Linked DNA regions of Homo sapiens: all the other regions are linked to region 1. A link is a loop called in an ENCODE intact Hi-C map of the cell type or tissue named here. Cell type or tissue: B cell. All regions are shown on one strand.

Region 1 (8,000 bases):
GGAGTGCAGTGGCATGATCTCGGCTCACTGCAAGCTCTGCCTCCTGGGTTCACACCATTCTCCTGCCTCAGCCTCCTGAGTAGCTGGTACTACAGGCGCCCACCACCACACCCGGCTAACTTTTTTTGTATTTTTAGTAGAGACGGGGTTTCACCATGTTAGCCAGGATGGTCTCGATCTCCTGACTTCGTGATCTGCCTGCCTCGGCCTCCCAAAGTGCTGGGATTACAGGCGCAAGCCACTGCACCCGGCCAGGTTTTCTTTTCTTTTATTTTTTCTTTCTTTCTTTTTTTTTTTTCTTTAGATGGAGTTTCGCTCTTGTTGCCTAGGTTGGAGTGCAATGGCGCCATCTTGGCTCACTGCAACCTCCGCCTCCGGGGTTCAAGTGATTCTCCTGCCTCAGCCTCCCGCGTAGCTGGGATTACAGGCATGCACCACCATGCCTGACTAATTTTGTATTTTTAGTAGAGACGGAGTTTCTCCATGTTGGTCAGGCTGGTCTTGAACTCCTGACATCGGGTGATCGGCCTGTCTCGGTCTCCCAAAGTGTTGTGATTACAGGTGTGACCCACCGCACCCAGCCTGATCCTCAGATTTTCAAGTGGGGAAAAGGAGGTTTCAGCAGAAGCAAGAATCTGCCCAAGGTCACACAGCCTGTCAAAAACTGAGCATGGCTTCCACTTCTCTGTCACCTACCCCAGGTGATTTTGCCCTAAGGGCAAACCCAGACTGCTTCAGAGCAGGCCGAGCCTAGCTTTAGCTCACTAATTTCCACCAACTCTTTCCTCCACTTCTTGCATTCAACCCTTCAACATGCAACCACTTGAACTTCCTGCCTGGCAGGCAGGTGAGCCTGGGGGCCAAGAATGTAGACTGTAAGGTCAACTCCTGGGTTGGAATCCTGACTCTTCCTAACTATGGGAACTACGACTAGTTACTTCTCTGGGGCCTCGATGTTTTGTAGAGTCAGCATGACAGTTTCTCTCTCATAGGGTTGTTGAGAGGATTAAACTGAGTAATGCATGTAAGCATTGAGCATAATACCTAGCACGTCATAATACACTCAAGAGATGTTAGTTATTATTATTAGGCTCCCGGAGATACTAATAAAAATAACAACTGGCCAGACACAGTGGCTCACACATGTAATCCCACCATTTTGGGAGGCCAAGACAGGAGGATAGCTTGAGCCCAGGAGTTCTGAGACCAGCCTGGGCAACATAGTGAGACCCTATCTCTATAAAAAAAAAAAAAAAACCCGGGCATGGTGGCTCATGCCTGTAATCCCAGCACTTTGGGAGGTCAAGGTAGATGGATCAACTTGAGGCCAGGAGTTCGAGACCAGCCCAGCCAATGTGGCAAAAACCCATCTCTACCAAAAACTAGGAAAAATTAGCAGGGCATGGCGGTGTATGCCTGTAATCCCAGCTACTCAGGAGGCTGAAAATTGCTTGAGCCTGGGAGGCAGAGGTTGCAGTTAGCTGAGATCACACCACTGCACTCCAGCCTGGGTGACAGAGCTAGACTGTCTCAAAAAAAAAAAAAAAAAAAAAAAAAAAATTAGGGACTGGGCGCAGTGGCTCACGCCTGTAATCCCAACACTTTGAGAGGCTGGGTGGGGGGGTGGATCACCTGAGGTCAAGAGTTCGAGACCAGCCTGGCCAACATTGCAAAAACCTGTCTCTACTAAAAATACAAAAATTAGCCGAGAGTGGTGGTGTCTGCCTGTAGTCCCAGCTACTCAGGAGGCTTAGGCAGGAGAATCACTTGAACCCAGGAGGCGGAGGTTGCAGTGAGCTGAGATCGTGCCACTGTACTCCAGCCTGGGCGGTGGGCGACAGAGTGAGACTCCATCTCAAAAAAAAAAAAAATTAAATTAAATTTTAAAAATAGGCCAGGTGCAGTGGCTCACGCCTGTAATCCCAGCACTTTGGGAAGCCAAGGCAGGTGGATCACGAGGTCAGGAGATTGAGACCATCCTGGCCAACACGGTGAAACCCCGTCTCTACTAAATATACAAAAATTAGCCAGGCGTGGTGGCGAGCGCCTGTAGTCACAGGTACTCAGGAGGCTGAGGCAGGAGAATCGCTTGAACCTGGGAGGCGGAGGTTGCAGTGAGCCGAGATCGCGCCACTGCACTCCAGCCTGGGCGGCAGAGAAAGACTCTGTCTCATAAATAAAATAAAATAAAATAAAATAAAATAAAATAAAATAAAATAAAAATAAAATGAGTAACTCCTAGATGTCTTTTACTCTCTGCCTCACATGAGATGAAATGGGGCTCACATGAAATGGGGCTGTTATTAGCCCCATTTCACAGATTAGAAACTTAGGCTCAGGACAGTTGACTTGCCCTAGAACCAGGATTCCAATCCGGGAATCTGTTTTAACTATACATGCCTGGTGTTAGGGAATTTAATCCATGAGAAGGTTAGGACATCTAGTGACCAAATGGCCATAGAATTGGCCCCGGGTCTCACTGTGAGACGCATCCCATAGTGGCTTCAGGTAAGTAAATAAATAACACAATTCTGAGAGTCAGTTTCCTCATCCGATAAGTTGAAATTCCTCTGTGTTTGGGTTCAAGGAGTAGGTCTGGAAATGTTTCTTTTCTTCTTTCAGATGGAGTCTCGCTCTGTCGCCCAGGCGGGAGTGCAGTGGCGTGATCTCGGCTCACTGCAACCTCGGCCTCCTGGGTGCAATCAAATCTCGAGCCTCAGCCTCCCGAGTTGCTGGGGTTACAGGCACGAGCCACCACGCCCAGCTAATGTTTTGTATTTTTAGTAAAGATGGTAGTTTCACCAGGTTGGCCAGGTGGGTCTCGAATGCCTGACTTCAAGTGAACCCGCCTCAGCGTCCCAAAATGTTGGGATTGCAGGCGTGAGCCACCACGCCCAGCCTGGAAACGTTTCTAACAGTACTGGGGCAACTCCCTCCCAAGGCCCTGAGGGGCGCAGGAACGAGGTGAGTAGGAATGGCCAGAGCCCCTTGGACACATGGGGCCCCAATCTCGAGGTGTAAGGGTCAGAGTCACCCCGGAAGGAGGTGGAGTGGAGTCCGCCCGTTACCGGCTCACTTCCTTCAGGCTCTCACCCCGATTGTCCTTCAGGTCCTCTACCCACCACACTCCCTATTTCTTCCAATGAAATTGTCCCTGCTTCTTTTTCTCCATATCCTCGCTCTCCTTGCTTCCCCTATGACATTTCTCCTCTCTCCACCTCCCAAAAGTCCCCTCGGTCTTTTCTCTGTTTCTTCCTGTTGCCTTCATTCCCCTCCTTTTAATAAAGTGAGTCTGGAACCTTGGTTTCCCTTTTCTCTCTCCATGTGACTGGTGCTGCATGCAGTTTGCCCTCTCCCCATCGCGCTAAGTGGTTTCACTTTCTCCCTCTGACCCTCGGGGAAACCACAAAGGTTCCCGTGCCTCCATTCCCCCGCTCCAGCCCTCAAGGTGCCGCGTGCCTCAATTTCCCAGGCTCTTTTCCTCCCTCTCCCTGTCCCCAACGCTGACTCCCTCACGGCGTCCCCAAAATGGCGCCCGCGGCCGCGCTCCGCCGCCTAACGTCATCGCGCCGCCCTCCGCTCAGAGTTCCCCTCTGGAGCCGTCGGAGGCGGAGTCGAGGAGGAGGAGGAGCATCCTCTAAGGAGGATTAAAGGGGCGGGCACTATCCACCCGAGGGCTGACCGGTGAGGGAACGACGCTAAAGGATTGGTTGGGCGCTGCGGGGAATCTCGACGCTCCTCACTATTGGCCCAAGCCTCAGAGACATGAACGTCGATTGGCCGAACGGCAGGGCCCGAGCGGGCAATGATTGGTTGCGTCCGGCCGTCCGTGCGGCGGCCGAGGAGGAAGGTGGGAGGGGCGTTGCTGAGGGTAGCTGGGGGCGAGAGCGAGGCTACGGAGCAGGCGAGAGGCGACGGCGAGAGCTAGAGCGGGCGCAGCGTTAGGGTGGCCGTGCAAGGGGAGCCGTGGCCCGGGCCCGGGGCGTGCGAGACGGCGGAAGCAGGTGAGCGCGAGCGGGCGCGCAGAGGCCGGCCGGGCTGCGCTCCCTGCCGCCGCGGCCTCCTCTTGCCAGGTCGCCTGCGCACTGAGGGCCTGAGGGGGTGCGCGCCGGGCAGTTAGGGCGGAGCGGCACCAACGGCCGACCCGGCGCGCGGGCAGCCGGGCGGGGGCCGGGCTGGAGCGGCGGGTGGGGAAGGGGCCTGGAGTCGCGTGCGGGGCTGAGTGAGGAGGGGCGGGGCTCGGGCTGAGGCTTTGGTGGGGCACCTGGGCGGGAAGGGGAGGCCTCAGAGCTGTCCCAAGAGGGCTCCGCGGCTCCCCAGGGTTTGGGGTAAAGGACTTGGTGGTGTGGCAAGTCCAGGACGAAGGGGCTGGGCCGGTTAGACGGCACGTGGGTGCCCAGTTAGGGGCTTAGGGCGTGAGAAAGATAATTAAGTTAATGCAGGGGAAAAATATCTAGTTCTTCCTGGAAAGAATTGGGGCGGTGAGAGGGGTTTTGGTGTGAAGACATTAGGAAATCGATATCCCCAAGGGAACGGTTTAGAGCTAAGGAGGGGTCCAGTTGTAATGGATGGGGTTAAATTAATGTGAAGAGGCCTTAAACCAATGTGTCAGGAGGTTGGGTACCCTTGGAATGCGTGGAAAGGAGTCTTTGTACAAAGAAGGATTAAGTGTATTTTAAAAGGGTGTCTGGGTGTCCCTAGAATGAGCTGGGGAAGGTAGTCTTTTTTAAGTACAGGTAATTAGGCCAAGGTGAAGATGGGATTTGGTTATTGGAAGGGGAGGAAGTAGGGTGGGAGAGATCTGTGTGCTAAAGTGAGGGGTGCCTGGGAATTCCTGGAATGAGACTGAGAGGTTGCTAAGACGCTGGGGGGTCTGAGTACCCCCAGAATAGGAGGCTGGTGAGAGGGGCTTGAGTGTGAGGAAGAGGGGTCTGTGCTGGATTAAGGTGGTGATGGAGGTTCTGTATGAGAATAGGAGGTCCGGGTATCCCTAAAGGGGGTTTGGGCAGCACGAGGGGTGTGTGTAAAAGGAGCTTAAGCCATTGTGAAAGATGGGTGTGTGGATCTTTACACAAAGAAGAGGAGTTATGTTGCTACGAAGAGGAGGGTCTGAGCATCCCTAGAATGGGTTAGGGTGGGTTGGGTCTTCTAGCAAATTAAAAAAGATTAGGTTAATAATGTGGAGGAGGATCTGGATATTCCTGAGATGGATTTGAGGGGGGGCTCTGTTTGCAAGAGAGGCATAGGTTGATATAAAATGAGGGTATGGGCATCCCTGAATGAGTGGCTGTGTATGAACAGGAAGGGTTTAAATCAATGGGAAGAGGGGATCTGGGTATCTCAGAGGGGATTAGAATTGTCGATTTGGTCTTGGTACAAAGAAGAGGTGATGAATGTAAAGAGTGGATAGATACCCTGGAGACAGGAGCTAGGGTGGTGGAAGGGCCTAGGTCCGAAGCGGGGAGGAGTAGGCTTTTGTGAAAATGGGTCTGGGTATTCTGGATAGGGGGTTAGGGTTGTAGGAGAGGGCCTTGATTTGTAGAGGAGGTTAAGTAATTAAACAGGGCTGCGTATCATGAAGTGGTTAAGGTGGGCAAAGTCTGGGTGTGGAGATGGGTTAGGCCAGTGTGAGAAAATTTGACTGGGGGGAAGGGATATAGTTTGACGTGAGGAATCTGGGCACCTGAGGAAGAGTTGGTGGGTAGCAGGGGTTGCGTGTAAAGGGGAGGGGTGGCACCTTGTACAGTGCTGAAAGTGGAGTGGTGGGGCATTGGGCAGTTTGAGTGGTCTGAGTGTAAAAAGAAGTCTGAGAACCTGGGAGAAGGAGCAGAGGCCATGGGAGGGGTGTGGCTGGGAGAAACAGGTGGGGAAGGCCTATATGGGGTTTCAGTTGGGTACCTTGGAGAGGAATGGGGTGAGGTGAGTTGGTAAGAAAAGGAGTCAGTGGAAGGAGGTCTGAGTGGAGGTTCCCATGTGCTGGGCGGAACTGTGGGGCCCACTGTGAGGTGTGGGAGATGAGGGGACTGGACAGGTTACAAGGATCTGGTGGGTGGAGTTTGATGCAAGTTGATACAGAGGTGAGACTGTGGGTAAATTCCTGGGGAAGGGACTGCCTGGGAGATTTGTGTTTGGTGTTTGTTATGCTGAGGGGAGGAAGGATTATTGGGAGGGAGGCAGAATTTTAAAAATCGAAGGAAGAACTTAAGGGGGTGTAGATCTAAGGTATTAGGAGTGGAGAGTGATGAAGGGAAGAGCTGAGGAATCGGTGACCTAACTGGTTTGTCCCCACTGTCTCCTCTTCCAGCCCAGGGCCTTGCTGCCGCCATGACTGAGGAATCAGAGGAGACAGTCCTGTACATTGAGCACCGCTATGTCTGCTCTGAGTGCAACCAGCTGTATGGATCACTGGAAGAGGTGCTTATGCACCAAAACTCCCACGTGCCCCAGCAGCACTTTGAGCTGGTGGGCGTGGCTGATCCCGGAGTCACTGTGGCCACAGACACAGCTTCAGGCACGGGCCTCTATCAGACCCTTGTGCAGGAGAGCCAGTACCAGTGCCTGGAGTGTGGTCAACTGCTGATGTCACCCAGCCAGCTCCTGGAGCACCAGGAGCTGCACCTGAAGATGATGGCACCCCAGGAGGCAGTGCCAGCTGAGCCATCACCTAAGGCACCACCCCTGAGCTCCAGCACCATCCACTACGAGTGTGTGGATTGCAAGGCTCTCTTTGCCAGCCAGGAGCTCTGGCTGAACCACCGGCAGACGCACCTCCGGGCCACACCCACCAAGGCTCCTGCCCCTGTTGTCCTGGGGTCCCCAGTTGTTCTAGGGCCTCCTGTGGGCCAGGCCCGAGTGGCTGTGGAGCACTCATACCGAAAGGCAGAAGAGGGTGGGGAAGGGGCGACTGTCCCATCTGCCGCTGCCACCACCACTGAGGTAGTGACTGAGGTGGAGCTGCTCCTCTACAAGTGCTCTGAGTGCTCCCAGCTCTTCCAGCTGCCGGCGGATTTCCTGGAGCACCAGGCCACTCACTTCCCTGCTCCTGTACCCGAGTCTCAGGAGCCTGCCTTACAGCAGGAGGTGCAGGCCTCGTCACCTGCAGAGGTGCCTGTGTCTCAGCCTGACCCCTTGCCAGCTTCTGACCACAGTTACGAGCTGCGCAATGGTGAAGCCATTGGGCGGGATCGCCGGGGGCGCAGGGCCCGGAGGAACAACAGTGGAGAAGCAGGCGGGGCAGCCACACAGGAGCTCTTCTGCTCAGCCTGTGACCAGCTCTTTCTCTCACCCCACCAGCTACAGCAGCACCTGCGGAGTCACCGGGAGGGCGTCTTTAAGTGCCCCCTGTGCAGTCGTGTCTTCCCTAGCCCTTCCAGTCTGGACCAGCACCTTGGAGACCATAGCAGCGAGTCACACTTCCTGTGTGTAGACTGTGGCCTGGCCTTCGGCACAGAGGCCCTCCTCCTGGCCCACCGGCGAGCCCACACCCCGAATCCTCTGCATTCATGTCCATGTGGGAAGACCTTTGTCAACCTTACCAAGTTCCTTTATCACCGGCGTACTCATGGGGTAGGGGGTGTCCCTCTGCCCACAACACCAGTCCCACCAGAGGAACCTGTCATTGGTTTCCCTGAGCCAGCCCCAGCAGAGACTGGAGAGCCAGAGGCCCCTGAGCCCCCTGTGTCTGAGGAGACCTCAGCAGGGCCCGCTGCCCCAGGCACCTACCGCTGCCTCCTGTGCAGCCGTGAATTTGGAAAGGCCTTGCAGCTGACCCGGCACCAACGTTTTGTGCATCGGCTGGAGCGGCGCCATAAATGCAGCATTTGTGGCAAGATGTTCAAGAAGAAGTCTCACGTGCGTAACCACCTGCGCACACACACAGGGGAGCGGCCCTTCCCCTGCCCTGACTGCTCCAAGCCCTTCAACTCACCTGCCAACCTGGCCCGCCACCGGCTCACACACACAGGAGAGCGGCCCTACCGGTGTGGGGACTGTGGCAAGGC
Region 2 (8,000 bases), 140 kb after region 1:
CTATAAGGCACTAGTTCATATGAAGGGCTGACAGCTGTGCCTGGCATGAAACAAGCCCTCCGTAAACAGTGGCCAAAATCATCATCACTGATGTGGCCAAATTCCCAAAGCCATGCTTTCTTCCTCTTATGTTGCTCATTGATATTGTGGGAAGAGAGAGTAGCAGAATGGGACATAAGCTGCCTGATATGGCACTGTCCGTATCAGGGCACCAGGGAGGCCCAGCGGGAGCCAGGCCCTTTCCTCCCAGGAAGTGTGACACCCTCCCATTCAACCGTACCTGGCCGGCGCCGCTTGCGCGCCAGGTGCGGCAGCAGGTCGTGGCGGGCCAGCACGCGCAGGAGTTGCCCCAGCAGCCGCAGGTTGCTCTCGTCGCACTGCCCGCGGCGCTCCAGCTCCAGCAGGAGCTCTAGGCCGCTGCGGGCCCGGGCTAAGCCTCCGGCGGCGCCAGGAGCCTCATCCAGCAGAAAGGCCAGGAGCTCCAGCTCGCACTCGGTCAGTTGCCCGCCCACCACCTCGAACATACGGTGAAGCGACAGCATCCCGTAGTAGTCCAGGCACTCATCCTCCTCCCAGCACGGGGCCGGGGTCGACCCGGATAGCGCCATTCCCGGGGGAGGGAGGCGGAACAAGCTCAGAACCCGGCCTAGAACCCACACAGCGGGGAGGGGGCAGTGGTCAGCGACGCGGAGGCCCGAACCCCACACCGCCAGCGCGTCTCCCCCGCCCAATCGCGCCGGGCAGGGCCGCTCCCGCACCCCCAACCGCCTCGGCCTCCCCCTCCCCCGGGAGGGAATGGTCCCGCCCGAGGTCCCCTAAGAACAGGTCGGGACGCCGGAGCCCGCTCGGCTTCTGCCCCCACCACCGTGCTACGTTCGGAGCTCGCCTCCGGACCTGACCAAACGATGCGGCCCAAACAAGCCTCGGGGCCCACCCCGGGGCTCCCTGCTGACTGCCCCTGACTCTGGGTAGGACTGCCCAGACGAGCCCCTTTTCTCCGTCCAGCGGTACCGTCTGATGAGTCCCCCGGCTCTACGCAAGTGGTACCTCCCGAAAGTGACCCTCTGCCCCCTACACAGAGGAGCGACCCAGGCAGCCCCTTTGCTCCACACAGGTGGTACCGTCCGAACCCGACCCCCTCGCCCTGCAAGGGCGGCCCCGCCCGCTCCCCAGAGCCCAGGTGGTCCTGTCTACCCGCCACCAGTCACCATTAGGCCTCTCTGGATCCTCACCAGATTCTGGCGTCCGATGACTCCTGGGCGACGGCCGCAGCCACTTGTTTTGGATCTTTCTGGCACCTTCTCTATTATTACGCCTGCGTCACCTCGCCCCTCCTCCTTCCCCCAACTCGCGCAGGTGCGACCGCCACGCCCCTTCGGCGCATGCGCAGAACGAGGCCTCCAAGCCCCGCCCTTCCTGGGCCGCTTGACCTGCCCCCAACCGAAGCATCTTGGTTCGCGAGTGCTGCGCTTGCGCAGAGCGAGAGCACGCCGCCTCTTGGGCTGTATCTGGTACCCGGTTCCAGGTCCCTACTTCCTGCCCGTGACTCAAGCCACCGGGGCCATGTAGCGCCACGTCACGAGTAGTTGTAACTACTCATCTCATAAACTACAGCCCCCTCCTGATCACGAGCTAGACGCCCACATCACCACTGCCCCTAGTTGCCCGTGGCAAAGTAACACAATCACTACTTTCCCGTCTCCCAGTAAACTCCCAGGCCTTATATGATCTGGTCCTGGGCACTCCTCCATTAGATTGTCCCTCACTTCTAGTGACAACCAGGGATCTACATCTCAACTGTGCTCTCTCGTGATCCCAAATGGAAATCCCGCCCCCCCACCACCACCCCCGCAGTCTATAAGTTCCTTCCCCTGATCAAAACCAGAATTCCCTCATCTCACGTTCAGGACGGATACCTCCTTCCAAGCGGCAACAGAACCCTCCATTCCGACTGTGTACATCTCGATGGCGTCCATCACGACCCCCATCACAGTCAGATGTCTCCACCCAGAGCCAAAACGGCCCCTCCGTAACCCCTTCCAATCTCTGCCCTCCAGGGTCGCCCAGATACCCGCTCCCTAACTTGCAACAACTAGAGAGGGTCTGTCAGGGAGTCTAGGCTGTGGTGTATGCGTGTCCCCTTACCGCGGGGCCTTGGGTGTGACGGTCGCCACGCCCCCCACTTAGGTGACTCAAGGTCAGGACCTGCATGTACTTGAGACAAGTCCCCTCCCTGGACCTCTTCCCACCCCCGCAATTAACTCCTCTTGGGAGTCGGGAGATCTGGGTCCTGCCTAGCACTGGCCCAGTACTGGCTCTGCCTGAGCTGTAGCAGTGAATTCAAAAGAATCGGCTGCGCGCGGTAGCTCACGTCTGTAATCCCAGCACTTTGAGAAGCCGAGGTGGGCGGATCACACGAGGCCAGGAGTTCGAGACCAGCCTGGCCAACATGATGAAACCCTGTCTGTTCTTAGCCGGATGTGGTGGCACGCGCCTGAAATCCCAACTACTTGGGAGGCTGAGACAAGAGAATCTCTTGAACCAGGGAGCAGTAAGCAGAGATAGTGCCACTGCACTCCAGCCTGGGCCACAGGGCGAGACTTTGTCTCAAGAAACAAACAAACGCCAGGTGCGGTGGCTCACGCCTGCATTCCCAGCACTTTGGGAGGCCGAGGCGGGCGGATCACCTGAGGTCGGGAGTTCGAGACCAGTCTGACCAACATGGAGAAACCCCATCTCTACTAAAAATACAAAATTAGCCGGGCGTGCTGACGCATGCCTGTAATCCCAGCTACTCGGGAGGCTGACGCAGGAGAATCGCTTGAACCCTGGAGGCGGAGGTTGCCGTGAGCCGAGATTGCGCCATTGCACTCCAGTCCGGGCAACAATAGCAAAACTCTGTCTCAAACAAACAAACAAGACCGGACGCGGTGGTTCACGCCTGTAATCCCAGCACTTTGGGAGGCCGAGACGGGTGGATCACCTGAGATCAGGAGTTCGAGAGCAGCCTGACCAATATGGCAAAACCCCGTCTCTACTAAAAAATACAAACATTAGCCGGGCGTGGTGGTGGACACCTGTAATCCCAACTACTCGGGAGGCTAAGGCAGGAGAATCGGTTGAACCCGGGAGGCGGAGGTTGCAGTGAGCCAAGATCGTGCCACTGCACTCCAGTCTGGGCGACAGAGTGAGACTCCGTCTCAAACAAACAAACAAACCCTCCAAGAAATCCCTTCCCCTCTCTGGGCCTCAGTTTCCCTACTTGTGAAACAAATGGATGGCAATGGTAAGCTACGGAAGCATAGTCCTGGGCTAAACTCACAAGGGGGCCTGGTAAGTGACTATCATTAAATCAAACGAAGAGTAGGGAGAATAGGAAAGCAATTTAACAAACTGTGAAGGATTCTGTCTTGCTAAGTGGGTTGTAGTGGGCGCCTACAGTGTATGAGCGCTGTGCATGTGTGATATCATCCAATCCCCTAAACAATCTTTGAGGTGGCTGTGACTCAAGCTCACTTCACACCAGTAAAACAGAGGCCCGGAGAGGAGAATAACTCCAAGTGTGTCGGGCTCTAAAGCTGTACTCTCAGAAATGCTCCGTCTCTTCAGCTTTGAAATGACATCTCTGTCAAGGTCTCCCGCCGCCCAGTTCACTCCATGGGCCCAACGCTCACCAAAGGTTGCCCGAGTTTCTCTACAGAACTTGCCGACGCTTAGCCCGGGAGCGACCCAGAGAAATGCGCAGGCGCATCTCCTCGCCCTGAGCCCCGCCCACAGGGCGAAGATGTGTGCGTGGATAACTCCCAGAGCCCCGCCTGTGTGGCAACACGCAGGCGCAAGGTCGCGTGCCCTGCGCTGCAGGCTCTGATTGGTCGCCACGGGTAAGGGCACCGCCCAATGGGAGGTGTGGATAGTGAGGGGTCCCACACGCCTGGAGCCGAGGGTCTGTGTCAAGAGCGGCAGGGGCTGCAGGAGATAAGAGAAACGGGTGAGGGCGCCGCGCGGGGCTGGACTGGGAAGAGAACGCTGGGCGGACGGAGGGGGCGGAAGGAAAACTAAGGGGTCTGCAGGGATCGAAGAGCCTTGGGGCCTGCGCTAGGGCGGGAGCGGCGCGGGCTGGAAGGAGAGCACTCCTTCCTGTGTGCCCTGGGGCTCCTTTAGTGTGCGGGAGCCTACGCTGGAACTCGCCCACCACCCACTGCTGCGAGCTCTCACCCTGCCGAGGAGCTCAGTCTGGTAGGAGACAAGCGTTGTAAAGCGGGAAAGTTGAATTTCCAGGGCCCTAGTGGGTTCCTTCCTGGAAAGACTTACTGATATACTGTGTGAAAAACCCCCATTCTTTCCCTAAGTAGTTCACAATTCAAGAGTGGGAGAAAGAATCGTAGACGAGGAAAGGGCAAATTTCAAGTCTCCCGGGCCACCTCGTAGACATTTATTGGGTACCTGCTTTGTGCAAGCTTTGCAGCAGGCACTGGGCCTCGCCCTAGGGGAGTTCTCTGTTGGAAATGGGGCTGTAATCAAGGAAAAATGGAACTCTCGGGCCCCTGGTTGCCTACTTCCAGGAAGGTCCTTTGTGGAATGGCTGTTGTGTGCAGGGGCCTGGCAACTCAAAAATTAGGAAGGGGATTGGAATAGTAGATAAGGAAAGTTTAGCTCCAGCTCCTTTAGTGAATAATTTACTCAAGGAGTATGTATTGGGCATTAACTGAAAGCAGGGCCCTGTACTGGGCTGTGTGTTTTGGGAATTCACAGTCTAATGGGGAAGTTGGTCTGGTAGAAATGGACTGTGCATAGGGACAGTTAAACTCAGGGTCGGCCAGGCAGTGGCTTACACCTCTAATTCCAGCGCTTTGGGAGGCCTGGGTGGGAGGATTGCTTGAGCTCAGTAGTTCGAGACCAGCCTGGGCAACATAGGGAGACCTCTCTACAAATAATTTAAAAATTAGCCAGGGGCTAGGTGTGGTGGCTCACACCTGTAATCCCAGCACTTTGGGAGACCATGGTGGGTGGATTTCTTGAGGTCAGGAGTTGAAGACCAGCCTGGGCAACATGATGAAACCCCATCTCTACTAAAAATACAAAAATTATCCAGGCGTGGTGGTGAATGCCTGTAGTTCCAGCTACTCAGGTGACCGAGGCGGGAGAATCGCTTGGACCCAAGAGGCGGAGGTTGCAGTGAGCCGAGATCGTGCCACTGCACTCCAGCCTGGGCAAAAAGAGAGAAACTCTGTCTCAAAAAAAGTAAAATAAAATAAATAAAAATAAAAATTTGCCAGGCATGATGGCAGATACCTGTGGTCCCAGCTACTCAAGAGGCTGAGGCAGGAGGATCACCTGAGTCCAGGAGGTGGAGGCCTCAGTGAGCCAAGATCGCACCACTGCACTGCAGCCTGGGCAACAGAGTGAGACCCTGTCTCAAAAGGAGGAAAAAAAAAAAAAAACCTCTCAAGGTCTCACTTCCCAAGGGAGGCTCACTGCAGCCTCCACCTCCTGGGCTCAAGTGATCAAACCACCTTAGCCTCCCAAAGTGCTAGGATTGCAGATGTGAGCCACCACACCTGGCCTGGGAGCATTTCTCAGTCACTAAATATGTACTGTGTGCTAGACATTGTTCTTGGCACTGGACGTGCTTCAGTGATGTGCAGGCTAAACTGCTACCGTCTAGGTGCTTAATATGAGCAACTTTTTTTTTTTTTTTTCCTCCTTGAGACAGAGTCTCACTCTGTCTCCAGGCTGGAGTGCAGTGGCGCAATCTCAGCTCACTGCAACCTCCGCCTCCCGGTTTCAAGCCATTCTCCTGCCTCAGCCTCCCAAGTAGCTGGGATTACAGGCGTGCACCACCACGCCCAGCTAATTTTTGTATTTTTTTTAGTAGAGACGGGGTTTCATCATGTTGGCCAGCATGGTCTCGATCTCTTGACCTTGTGATCGCCTGCCTTGGCCCCTAGAGTGCTGGGATTACAGGCGTGAGCCACTGCGCCCGGCAATATGAGCAACTTCTATATGCAAGGCTGTAAACCAGACTCCACCTGCCCTCTGGCACTAATAGATTAGGTGAAAAAGAGGTAAAGAAGGTGGGTTTGAATTCATAAAATTAGCTGCTAGGCCTGGGAGGGAGGCAGTCATTTGTTGAGTGTACTCTGAGTCCCTGCTGTGTGAAGGGGCCTGGGTGGGGTTGAGCCCACATACGTAGAAGGGAAGATGGGGCATATAGAGGGAAGTTTGAAAGTTAAAATTCCTGTCCCTGCTCAGAGGTTTTGTTGCTGACTGGAGCCTCCACAATGAATCAGACCCACAAACTCTCAGTCCAGTGAGGAACAGTGAGATGCCACCCCAAACTCATGATATTTGCCATGATAGAGGTGGCACAGGATACCATAGGAACCCTGAGGATGTAGAGATGTCAGAGAAGGCTTCACAAAAGGTGCTGGGTAGGAGTTTGTCAGACAAAAAGAGGAGAGAAGTTTCTTGGCAAAGGGAATAGCAACATCAAAGACTTAGGGTCTAAAAACAATCTTTCTGGAGAACTACACAGGGTTACAGCTGACCTTTACAAGTACCAGGGACTTTGTGTCAGTACTACTTTTAGCCCCATTTTACAGGTAAGAAGACAACCTCAGAGGAAGTAAGTGGTAGAGCTCAGATTCAAGCCAAGGGCAGTCTGGTTCCAGGGCCTGTGTTTTTAAACACTTGGGTGTATCTGTGTGTGTATATGTAAGAGGCAGAGGAAAAGCATTGCACAAAGAGAAAGCTGCACGCAGGCAAAGGCTATGGTATTCTCAGAAAAGGTGTGCCTGGCCCTCTCGGTAAAGAGGCCAGGCTGGCTGGGCCGGGTGTGGTGGCTCACACCTGTAATCCCAGCACTTTGGGAGGCCGAGGCAGGCGGATCACGAGGGCAAGAGATCGAGACCATCTTGGCCAACATGGTGAAACCCCATCTCTACTAAAAATACAAAAATTGGCCGGGCGTGGTGGCTCATGCCTGTAATCCCAGCACTTTGGGACGCCCAGGCGGGCAGATCACGAGGTCAGGAGATTGAGATTGTCCTGGCTAACACGGTGAAACCCTGTCTCTACTAAAAATACAAAAAATTAGCCGGGCGTGGTTGCAGGCGCCTGTAGTCCCAGCTACTCGGGAGGCTGAGCCAGGAGAATGGCCTGAACCTGGGAGGCAGAGCTTGCAGTGAGCAGAGATTGCACCACTGCACTCCAGCCTGGGCGACAGAGCGAGCCTCCATCTCAACAATAACAACAAAAAAATACAAAAATTAGCTGGGCATGGTGGCGCACACTTGTAGTCCCAGCTACTCGGGAGGCTGAGACAGGAGAATCACTTGAACCTAGGAGGTGGAGGTTGTAGTGAGCCGAGATTGCGCCACTGTACTCTAGCCTGGCAACAGAGCAAGAGTCCATCTCAAAAAAAAAAAAAAAAAAAAAAAGAGGCCGGGCTGTTGGCCGGGGTGGTGGCTCACATCTGTAATCCCAGCACTTTGGGAGGCCAAGGCGGGTGGATCACCTGAGGTCAGGAGTTCAAGACCAGCCTGGCCAACATGGTGAAACCTTGTCTCTACTAAAATATATATATATATATATATATATATATACAAAAATTAGCCAGGCATGGTGGCACACCCCTGTAGTCCCGGCCACTCAGGAGGCTGAGGCACGAGAATAGCTTGAACCCAGGAGCGAGAGGTTGCAGTGAGCCAAGATTGTGCCACTGCACTCCAGCTTGGGTGACAGACCAAGTCTCTGTCTCAGAAGAAAAAAAAAAAAAAAAAAGAGGCTGGGCTGAGTGGTGTTTCTCTCCTGCAGGCTGCCGTGGGGTGTGTGTAGGCTTCAGAGACATGGGATCACGGAAGACTGAAGCAGAAACAGTGGATTAAGACTTCCTGAGCGATAGCTGGTGAGTAGTGGGATGTGCAAGAGAATTCCACCTCCCCTTGGTTTCCTGCTGTCTCACTGGCTCCTGCCCCTCTTTCTCCAGGCACTGCCTTCCC
Region 3 (8,000 bases), 320 kb after region 1:
TTTGAGATGGAGTTTCACTCCTGTTGCCCAGGCTGGAGTGCAATGGTGTGATCTCAGCTCACCGCAACCTCCACCTCCCAGGTTCAAGCAATTCACCTGCCTCAGCCTCCCGAGTAGCTGGGATTACAGGCATGCACCACCATGCCCGGCTAATTTTTTGTATTTTTAGTAGAGATGGAGTTTCTCCATTTTGGCAGACTGGTCTCGAACTCCCAACCTCAGGTGATCCTCCCACCTCGGCCTCCCAGAGTGCTGGGATTATAGGCGTGAGCCACCGTGCCCACCCTCAAATTCTTTTTTTATTGAGACAAAGTCTCACTCTGTTCCCTAGGCTGGAGTGCAATGAGTGGGAGGACTCACTGCAGCCTTGACCTCCCCGACTCAAGTGATCCTCCCACTTGAGCCTCCTGAGTAGCTGGGGCCACAGGTGTGCACCACCATGCCAGCTAATTTCTAAAATTTTTTTGTAGTGACGGAGTCTTGCTATGTTGCTCAGGCTGGTCTCAAACTCCTGGGCCCAAGCAATCCTTCTGCTTCGGCCTCCTAAAGTGTCAGGATTAAAGGCATGAGCCACTATGCCCAGCCTGGGTTCAATTTCTGACTGCTGGCTGGGCACGGTGGCTCACACCTGTAATCCCAGCACTTTGGGAGGCTGAGGCAGGCAGGTCACTTGAGTTCAGGAGTTCAAGACCAGCCTGGTCAATATGGTGAAAACCCGTCTCCACTAAAAACGCACACAAAAACCCAGGTGTGGTGGCATGTGCCTGTAGTCCCAGCTATTTGGGAAGTTGAGGCAGGAGAATTGCTTGAACCCAGGAGGCGGAGGCTGTAGTGAGCCAAGATTGTGCCACTGCACTCTAGCCTGGGTGACAGAGCGAGACTCCATCTCAAAAAAAAAAAAAAACAAAACCCACCAAATTCTGACCACCTGTCAGTGGCTGTGAAACCTTGGGCAAGTCACTAAACTTCTTCAGATATCAATTTTCCCACCTATAAGATGGGTTGTTGCAAATAAGGTTGTAGAGAGCATTAAATAAAAAGTGCGGCCAGGCACAGTGGCTCACGCCTATAATCCCAGCACCTTGGGAGGCTGAAGTGGGCGGATCACCTGAGGTCAGGAGTTCATGACCAGCCTGGCCAACATGGTGAAACCCCATCTCTACTAAAAATACAAAAACTAGCCGGGCATGGTGGTGGGTGCCTGTAGTCCCAGCCACTTGGGAGGCTGGGGCAGGATAATCGCTTGAACCCGGGAGGCAGAGGTTGCAGTGAGCTGAGATCGCACCACTGCACTCCAGCTTGGGTAACAGAGTGAGACCCCGCCTCAAAAAAAAAAAAAAGTGCTTGGAATTGTGCCTGTCACATAGGAAACATTTTTTGTTGCTGCTGCTGATGACGATGATGTGTTCTTCTGGTTGCCGGGGATACAGTAGGGAATTAACCCAGGTCTTTGCTCATGGTCCTCCTGGTAGGAGCTGGATGAGTGGCCTCTCAGTGACTGGCCATGTAACTGCATCGCTGGGGTGTCTGTTTTGCATGTGGAATAGGATATTTCTTGTGTGCTGTGATCACGGGCGATTCTGTGGTTGTGTGCCTATATTTGTGTTTGTGCTTGTAGGTGATTATATTGCTGCATGTGTGTGATTCTTTGTGTGGGTGCAAATGCAAGATCAAATCTAACACAAATTGTGATGGCACGTGTTTGGTGTGATCTTGCATTTCTGATTCTGAGGTGCTGGGAGTGTGTCTATAATTGGAATCTTGAGAACCCTTCTCTCAGCTGTGAGGCCACTCCCTTACATAACATCCCATAGGTGACCCCTGGGAGAGATCCTTCCAAGATGAGCCTTGGTTTCTCCCTAATGGGGATAGTGGGCCCAGTGGCTCAAGGAGAAACAGGAGATTGAAAGGGAAGGTGGGAGGGGACCAGTGAGGCCAGGGAGAGGGTAAGAGACGTGATGGTGACACAGAAAAACGATGGCTGGATTGGGACAGAGGAAGAGCTGCCCAGAGACGGGGATCTCTGTCCATTCATTCCATGAGCATTTCCTGAGCCCCTGCAATGTGCCAGGACCTCTGGTCGGTTCAGGGTCTGGGGGAAAGCAGAGAGACCCAGAGAGATGACCCCCACCAGGAAAGCTGTTGCTGCCCCAAGGTGGCCCACTGCCTCCACAATGGGCCTCAGTGACAGTTCTGAGTGACCGAGATGCAGTGATGGGGAGGGACAGAGAAGGCCAGATCTGTCCAGATCAAAGAACAGAGGCCATGGGGGAAAGGTCCCTTCCAGGCGAAGGAGACCGCCATGAATCATGTTCTTATCACCTCCTAATAGGCTCATGATGCAAGTGCACCTCCTAATCACTATTTTCGACCCCAACCAGGCTCACGCCCACAGTCAGAAGGGTTGGACAAGCTTAGTATCGTGGATTCACGGGAGAAAATATCTGGGAGACCCCATCCTTGGACCTGCTTTCCCCAGGACCCAGGAGTCCGGGTCCCCAGCTCTCCAGTTCCCCAGCCCCAGGAGTCCCAGCTCTCAGCCCCTCTCCTTTTGTTTGTTGCCTGCGTTTTCTTTTTTCTCTCTGGGCCTGTAACTCTTTGTTTATCTCCATCTATGTTTTGTGTCTCTCTTGTATCTTTACATCTGTATCTGGATTCTCCCTCACTAGGCCTCAATTTTCTCACTTGTAAACTGGGGATAATACTACTAATAATAATCCAATCTCTCAGAGCTGTGGCGAGGAAGACATGAGATAATTATGTAAAATGCTCAGCACAGAACCAGGCCACAGTAAACTCAGTACAAGAGAGCTCTGTTATTATTACTGTTTTATTTTTGCCATCTCCCCTTTGGTATCTCTATTTTTCTCTTAGTCTCACGTGAGTCTCCAGTCTCCTCTAGCTCTGGGTTCCTTTTGCAGACAGCACCTGCCTCTGACTTCCCTTTTCGGGATGAGGAAAGGGCATATCCAGGCCAGAGCTTCCCCTGAGCCTCTTCCTTCTCCCTCTCCATTACAAGCTCCGCCTCATTACCCAGAACACTTGCCTGGGGGTAAGGCCTGGCTCCCTTCCCATAAATAGCCTCATAAAATCCTGAACCCCAAACCTGTCATCCCTGGGCGGGCGAGTGACTCAAGATCCCGGAGTTCCCGCTCCTAGACACCAAACCTTCAGGTTTCCAGCCCCCTCCTCCCTCTGACCCAGGAGTCCGGGCCCCTAGTCCCTCCTTCCTCGGGTCCCAGACTTCTCCTCCTTCAGAACCAAGGAGTCTGAACTCTCAAATCCCCAACCTTCCTCAAGACCCAAGGATCGGGTCAGCAAACAGCCTAGGTATGTGGGGCCAGAAACTCCATTCACGACCATTCTGCGACCGTCTACGCCCAGGGCTCCCACCCCGACTCAGTCCCTCCGGAGGCGGGTCCGACACGCGAGGCGCTTCTTTGGAGTCTGGCGGCGAAAGCTATCCATGACGTCAGTCACTATCTTCCAGCCAATGGACACTCGGCCTTCTACCTCCCTGGGCCACTCAGGACCCTTTGCCTGGTAGGCGGGGCCCACAGCCCAACTCGGGCAGCGATAGGCTTTCGGAGACGCCAGTCTCTGCCAGGCCCAGTCAGTCGGCCAATAGACCCGGAACCTGAGGGATCGGAATCCTGGTCCACTCCGCAGAGGCCCGAGCGGGCTCGCGAGGGAACGGGTTCTCCGAGTCTGGCCGGGTAAGCCCTTTCCAGCACGCCTAGTATTAGGATTCTGCACATAGCTCGGGTGGAAAACCGTGAGGCTTAGTGAGGCTTGAGGCGGAGGGGGGAGGAGCTCAGTCCCGGCGAACCCATCTTGCTTTCTTGGAGAAACTGAGACCGGGATACTGGATCTGTTATTCATCCATCCGTTCCTCCCACCCTAAGCCTGATTCTCGTCTGCTCCTGCCTTCCTGTTCCTTCATCCGTTCTGCCCTTCCTGCCCTCAATTCTCTCACTCACGGATTCCCTCGTCTAGCCACTCACTCACACACTCTCCCACCTATTAGTTAGACAAACATTTCCTGAGGCTTCTGGTGTGCCAAGCCTCGTGCTGGGCGATGCTGGTGACCAAGATGAGTCAGGCCTGGGCCGTGCCCTCAAGGAGCCCGGGTCAGATGGGAGGATGGACGTTGATGGGCATGGGTGTGCGGAGACGGTGGGAGCCCAGGAGAGACTTTTTTGAGTTTGGCGTGGTCGGGAAAGGGTTTCCAGGGGAGGGGCCATTGGAGCTGGATCTTGGAGGAGCAGAAGGTGCCAGGCAAAGTGGAGATGCCAGGCAAAATGGGTGTGGGGAGGGTGTTTCAGCGTGACCAAAGACAGGGAGGCATGCAGGAGCAGTACTGCGTGCAGGTGCCTAAGCGGAAGGCCAGTCAAGTCTGTATGGCCAGCAGGGGAACTGTAAGGCTGGAGGAGGCCGAAGAGATGAGCAGAGGCCAGGCTGAGGAGCTTGGACTTTGTCCTGAGGGTGAGGGGGTAGTGGAGAGCCATGGAAGGGTTGAGAGTAGTGGAGGACAAGGTCATAGTTGGTCCAGAACTGGAGGAATGAGACTGGAAGCCAGTAGCCCAGGAGGTGGCTCTGGCAGGGATTCAGGTAGGAGAGAGTGGAGCCTGGATCAGGGAAGAGGCCGAGGGGATAAGATAGAGATTCAGGAGGCAAGGCTTGGTGCTGTGGCTCGTGTCTGTAATCCCAGCACTTTGGAAAGTTGAGGCGGGAAGATCACTTGAGCCAAGGAGTTCAAGACCAGCCTGGGCAACATAGTGACAGCCTCATCTCTACAAAAAATTAGCCAGGTGTGGCCAGGCGCGGTGACTCACTCCTGTAGTCCCAGCACTTTGGGAGGCCGAGGCGGGTGGATCACGAGGTCAGGAGTTCAAGACCAGCCTGGCCAAGATGGTGAAACCCTGTCTTTACTAAAAATGCAAAAAATTAGACAGGCTTGGTGGTGGGCACCTGTAATCCCAGCTACTCGGGAGGCTAAGGCAGAAAATTGCTTGAACCCAGGACGGGGAGGTTGCAGTGAGCTGAGATCGCGCCACTGCACCCCAGCCTGGGCCACAGAGTGAGACTCAAAATAAAAAAAAAAAAAAGAAAAATTAGCCAGGTGTGGTGGTGCATGCCTATGGTCCAAGCTACTGAGGAGGCTGAAGCAGGAGGATCACTTGAGCCCGGGAAGTCGAGGCTGCAGTGAGCCAAGATGGTGCCACTGCACTCCAACCTGCACAAGAGTGAGACCTTATCTCAAAAAAAAAAAAAAAAAAAAAGAAAGAAAGAAAAATAAATAAGGAGATTCAGGAGGCAGAGAGAACAGAAAGTGGGGATTGATGGGCTATGGGACAAGGGGTTGTCCAGCATGAGACCCAGAGCTCTAGTCTGGAGGACAGTGGAGCCATCTCTGAGGTGGGGACAGGAAAAGAGGAGCAGGTTGATGGGTAGTGACTGTTTTGACAGAGGTGACCAAGGGGTTCTATGAGTTGGACAAGGAGAGTGGTGACTCAGGCCAGTGGATCTGGACCTTCAGGAAGAGTTCTGGGCTACAGCTCCCTGCCCCAGCACAGGCCCTGACTCAGAAGTCACTTGCTGGGTGAACGAGGACCTCTGAGCTGAGGATCCCTTGCTTCGCACCCCGTGAGGAAACGGCTTTCTTGTTTCTGCATCTTCAGTCTCTCCCACTCCTCCAGCATTCAAACATGTCCATCATCTCTAAACACATGTGCCCTGTATCAGGCTCTCTTGTGGCGCCCACTGGCTCAATCCCTTACCTTCCACTCCCTCTTCAACCCACTATGTCTGGCTGCCTAACGGCCATGACCCTGCAGTGGCTCTGGACAAGGTCACTGAGGTCACCTGCTCATTGCTGACACCTGAGGGTAACATTTCAATCCTCATCTGACCTGGTCCACTCCCTGAAACTCCCTTCACCCTACATCCTCCTTCCTGGGCAGCTTCCTCCCTCTCTGGCTGCTCCTTAGAACCCGCCAGCCTTGCCTTCCACTGCCCACCCCCGCCCACCCCTTTACTAGGGGTGTGATCCTCAGGGCTGTCTCTGTCCTGGCCCTCTTGTTGCTTGTCCCACCTGCCCAGGCTTCCTGGAAAGGTTCTAGTCCCTTGGTTCCACCTAGACTGCATTTTTTTTTTTTTTTGAGGCAGAGTCTCATTCTATTGCCCAGACTGGAGTGCAGTGGTGCAGTCTCGGCCGACTGCAACTTCTGCCTTCCAGGTTCAAGCGATTCTCTTGCCTCAGCCTCTCAGTTAGTTGGGATTACAGGCGTGCACCACCACACCTGGCTAATTTTTGTATTTTTAGTAGAGACAGTGTTTCACCATGTTGGCTGGGCTAGTCTTGAACTCCTGACCTCAGGTGATCCACCCGCCTCAGCCTCCCAAAGTGCTGGGATTACAGGTGTGAGCCACCACACCCAGCCCCAGACTGCACTTCTGACCCTTGTTGTCTCCTGGATTGTCTTCCTGAGACCTTCCAGCTCACCATGTCCAGAATGGCCCTCCACAGGTCCCACCTGTCACACACACACCTGAGCCTCCTCCCATTGAAGAGACAGCTTCACTGTCCACCTGCTTCCATGGCCAGACCTGGGTGTCATCTCTGTCCCCTTGCTGTCCTGTAACCTCATCAGTAGGTGCTGTCCTTCCCACCTTTTATGGCTCTGGGATGCTACACCTACACTCCCTACCCTTACGGCTCCTGCCCCAGCTCAGGCATCCTCCTTGGCCTGTAGGACTCCAGTTTTGCCCTTTTCTGTCCATCCCCCAGTGTCCCAGCAGGATCTTTCAGTGCCCTGAGCTGACCCTGGCCCTTTCCTGCTCAAAGTGCTCCTGTGGCTCCCCACTGCCCTCCAGTTTAGTCCAAATCGTACTCCAGGCTCTTCAGGCCCTGCTCCTGCTGACCACTCCAGGCCCCTCACGCCCCTCCCCACTTTGCACCTGACCTTCTGGTCAGGTGGAAGCTTTTTCTAGCCAGGTGGCAGCTTTGATCACTGCCAGCTGGCTCTCACAACCTGGCATGTTTTTTCTTCCTAGCAGACTTTTGTTCATCCTGTAGTGTCAAGCTCAGATCACCACCTCTGTGAAGCCCTCCCTGACTACCACAGGTGGAACCCCTGGGGACTGTGACAGCCTGTGTCTGTTCTTCCACCCTCTCTGAATCCAGGATCAGAAGCCCTTTGAAGGCATGTCTTGGGTATAAATCATCTCAACTCCAAACTCAGGGCTTACAAGGGGCCAGAGAGTTGGTCCAAGAGTTGATTGTCACAGCTGGACAGAGCTTGCATTTCCAGTTTTTGTTTTTTTGGAAACAGGGTCCCACTCTTGCCCAAGTTGGAGTGCAGTGGTGCGATCATAGCTCACTGCAACCTCGAACTCCTGGGCTTAAGTGATCCTCCTGCCTCACCCTCCTGAGTAGGTAGGACTGCAGGAGTGTGCCACCACGCCCGGCTAATTTTTAAATGTTTTTGTAGAGACTGGTCTATGTTGCCCAGGCTGGTCTCAAACCCCTGGACTCAAGCTATCCTCCTGTCTTGCCTCCCAAAGTGCTGGGATTACAGGCGTGAACCTCCGTGCCCGGCTGCATTTACAGTATTTTGAGCGCCAGTTTGTTTCTGATTTCCTGCTAACTTTGCTCCAGTTCTGTAGGGTGTTTGGGTCACTGGAGCCTTTGAGACCCGAGAGATTATTTTTAACTTTTATATCCCCCTGATGGATGCTGAGCCTGGTCTCCCTGGGACCAGGGTGAGTCCAGCTAACCGAAGGTCTTCAAGGGGAGGAGCTGAGGACCCAGCATCTCCTGGCAGTGTACCTGGATGAAGTCCGAGGGGAGGTGGGTCCGGGTTACCAAGGAGTCCACTCCCTTCTGGTCCCAAAAATCCAGTCCCCCATACCCCTCATTCCAGGTTTCTTGGTTCCCAGCCGCTTGAGTCCGATGCTGCCCCCTGGTGGGCAAACACCCCACCGTATTTGAGAGAGGC

What was found. A loop is a pair of places that touch in the nucleus more often than their neighbours do. Peaks named below come from ENCODE experiments on the same cell type or tissue, not always from the same donor. Only the 100,000 strongest peaks of a DNase experiment are listed, where the experiment ranks them.
Region 2: a loop joins it to region 1, with 17 times the contacts of the local background. A loop is called at or near these places in 4 of 110 quality-filtered maps.
Region 3: it touches region 1 in a loop (3-fold over the local background); 2 of 110 quality-filtered maps call a loop at or near these places.

The regions. Positions count from the first base shown.
Region 1 is chr19:42,072,283-42,080,282 of GRCh38, forward strand. ZNF574 (zinc finger protein 574) reads left to right here and starts at 3,884. Exons shown (of 2, transcript NM_022752.6): 1 at 3,884-4,004; 2 at 6,305-8,000. The coding sequence starts at 6,325. RefSeq lists enhancers at 3,044-3,113, 3,194-3,243, 3,464-3,583 and silencers at 3,954-4,213, 4,224-4,303. In B cell, no CTCF peak of the experiment used is centred here; a DNase peak (open chromatin) is centred at 3,719; H3K4me3 peaks cover 2,300 bases; H3K27ac peaks cover 3,385 bases.
Region 2 is chr19:42,216,400-42,224,399 of GRCh38, forward strand. It overlaps DEDD2 (death effector domain containing 2), which reads right to left and starts at 1,278. Exons shown (of 5, transcript NM_133328.4): 1 at 1,233-1,278; 2 at 281-646. The coding sequence starts at 608. It overlaps ZNF526 (zinc finger protein 526), which reads left to right and starts at 3,913. Exons shown (of 3, transcript NM_133444.3): 1 at 3,913-3,988; 2 at 7,816-7,906; 3 at 7,988-8,000. RefSeq lists silencers at 409-614, 696-755, 766-865, 3,762-3,911 and enhancers at 1,637-2,513, 2,514-3,389. In B cell, no CTCF peak of the experiment used is centred here; DNase peaks (open chromatin) are centred at 115, 422, 1,422 and 3,802; H3K4me3 peaks cover 3,491 bases; H3K27ac peaks cover 4,382 bases.
Region 3 is chr19:42,393,509-42,401,508 of GRCh38, forward strand. LIPE-AS1 (LIPE antisense RNA 1) reads left to right here and starts at 3,640. Exons shown (of 3, transcript NR_073180.1): 1 at 3,640-3,716. It overlaps LOC101930071 (a long non-coding RNA gene), which reads left to right and starts at 3,620. Exons shown (of 2, transcript NR_126041.1): 1 at 3,620-3,716. RefSeq lists enhancers at 3,167-3,306, 3,327-3,486, 3,341-4,024, 4,025-4,708. In B cell, a CTCF peak has its summit at 7,978 (motif pointing left); DNase peaks (open chromatin) are centred at 3,553 and 7,973; H3K4me3 peaks cover 2,049 bases; H3K27ac peaks cover 1,670 bases.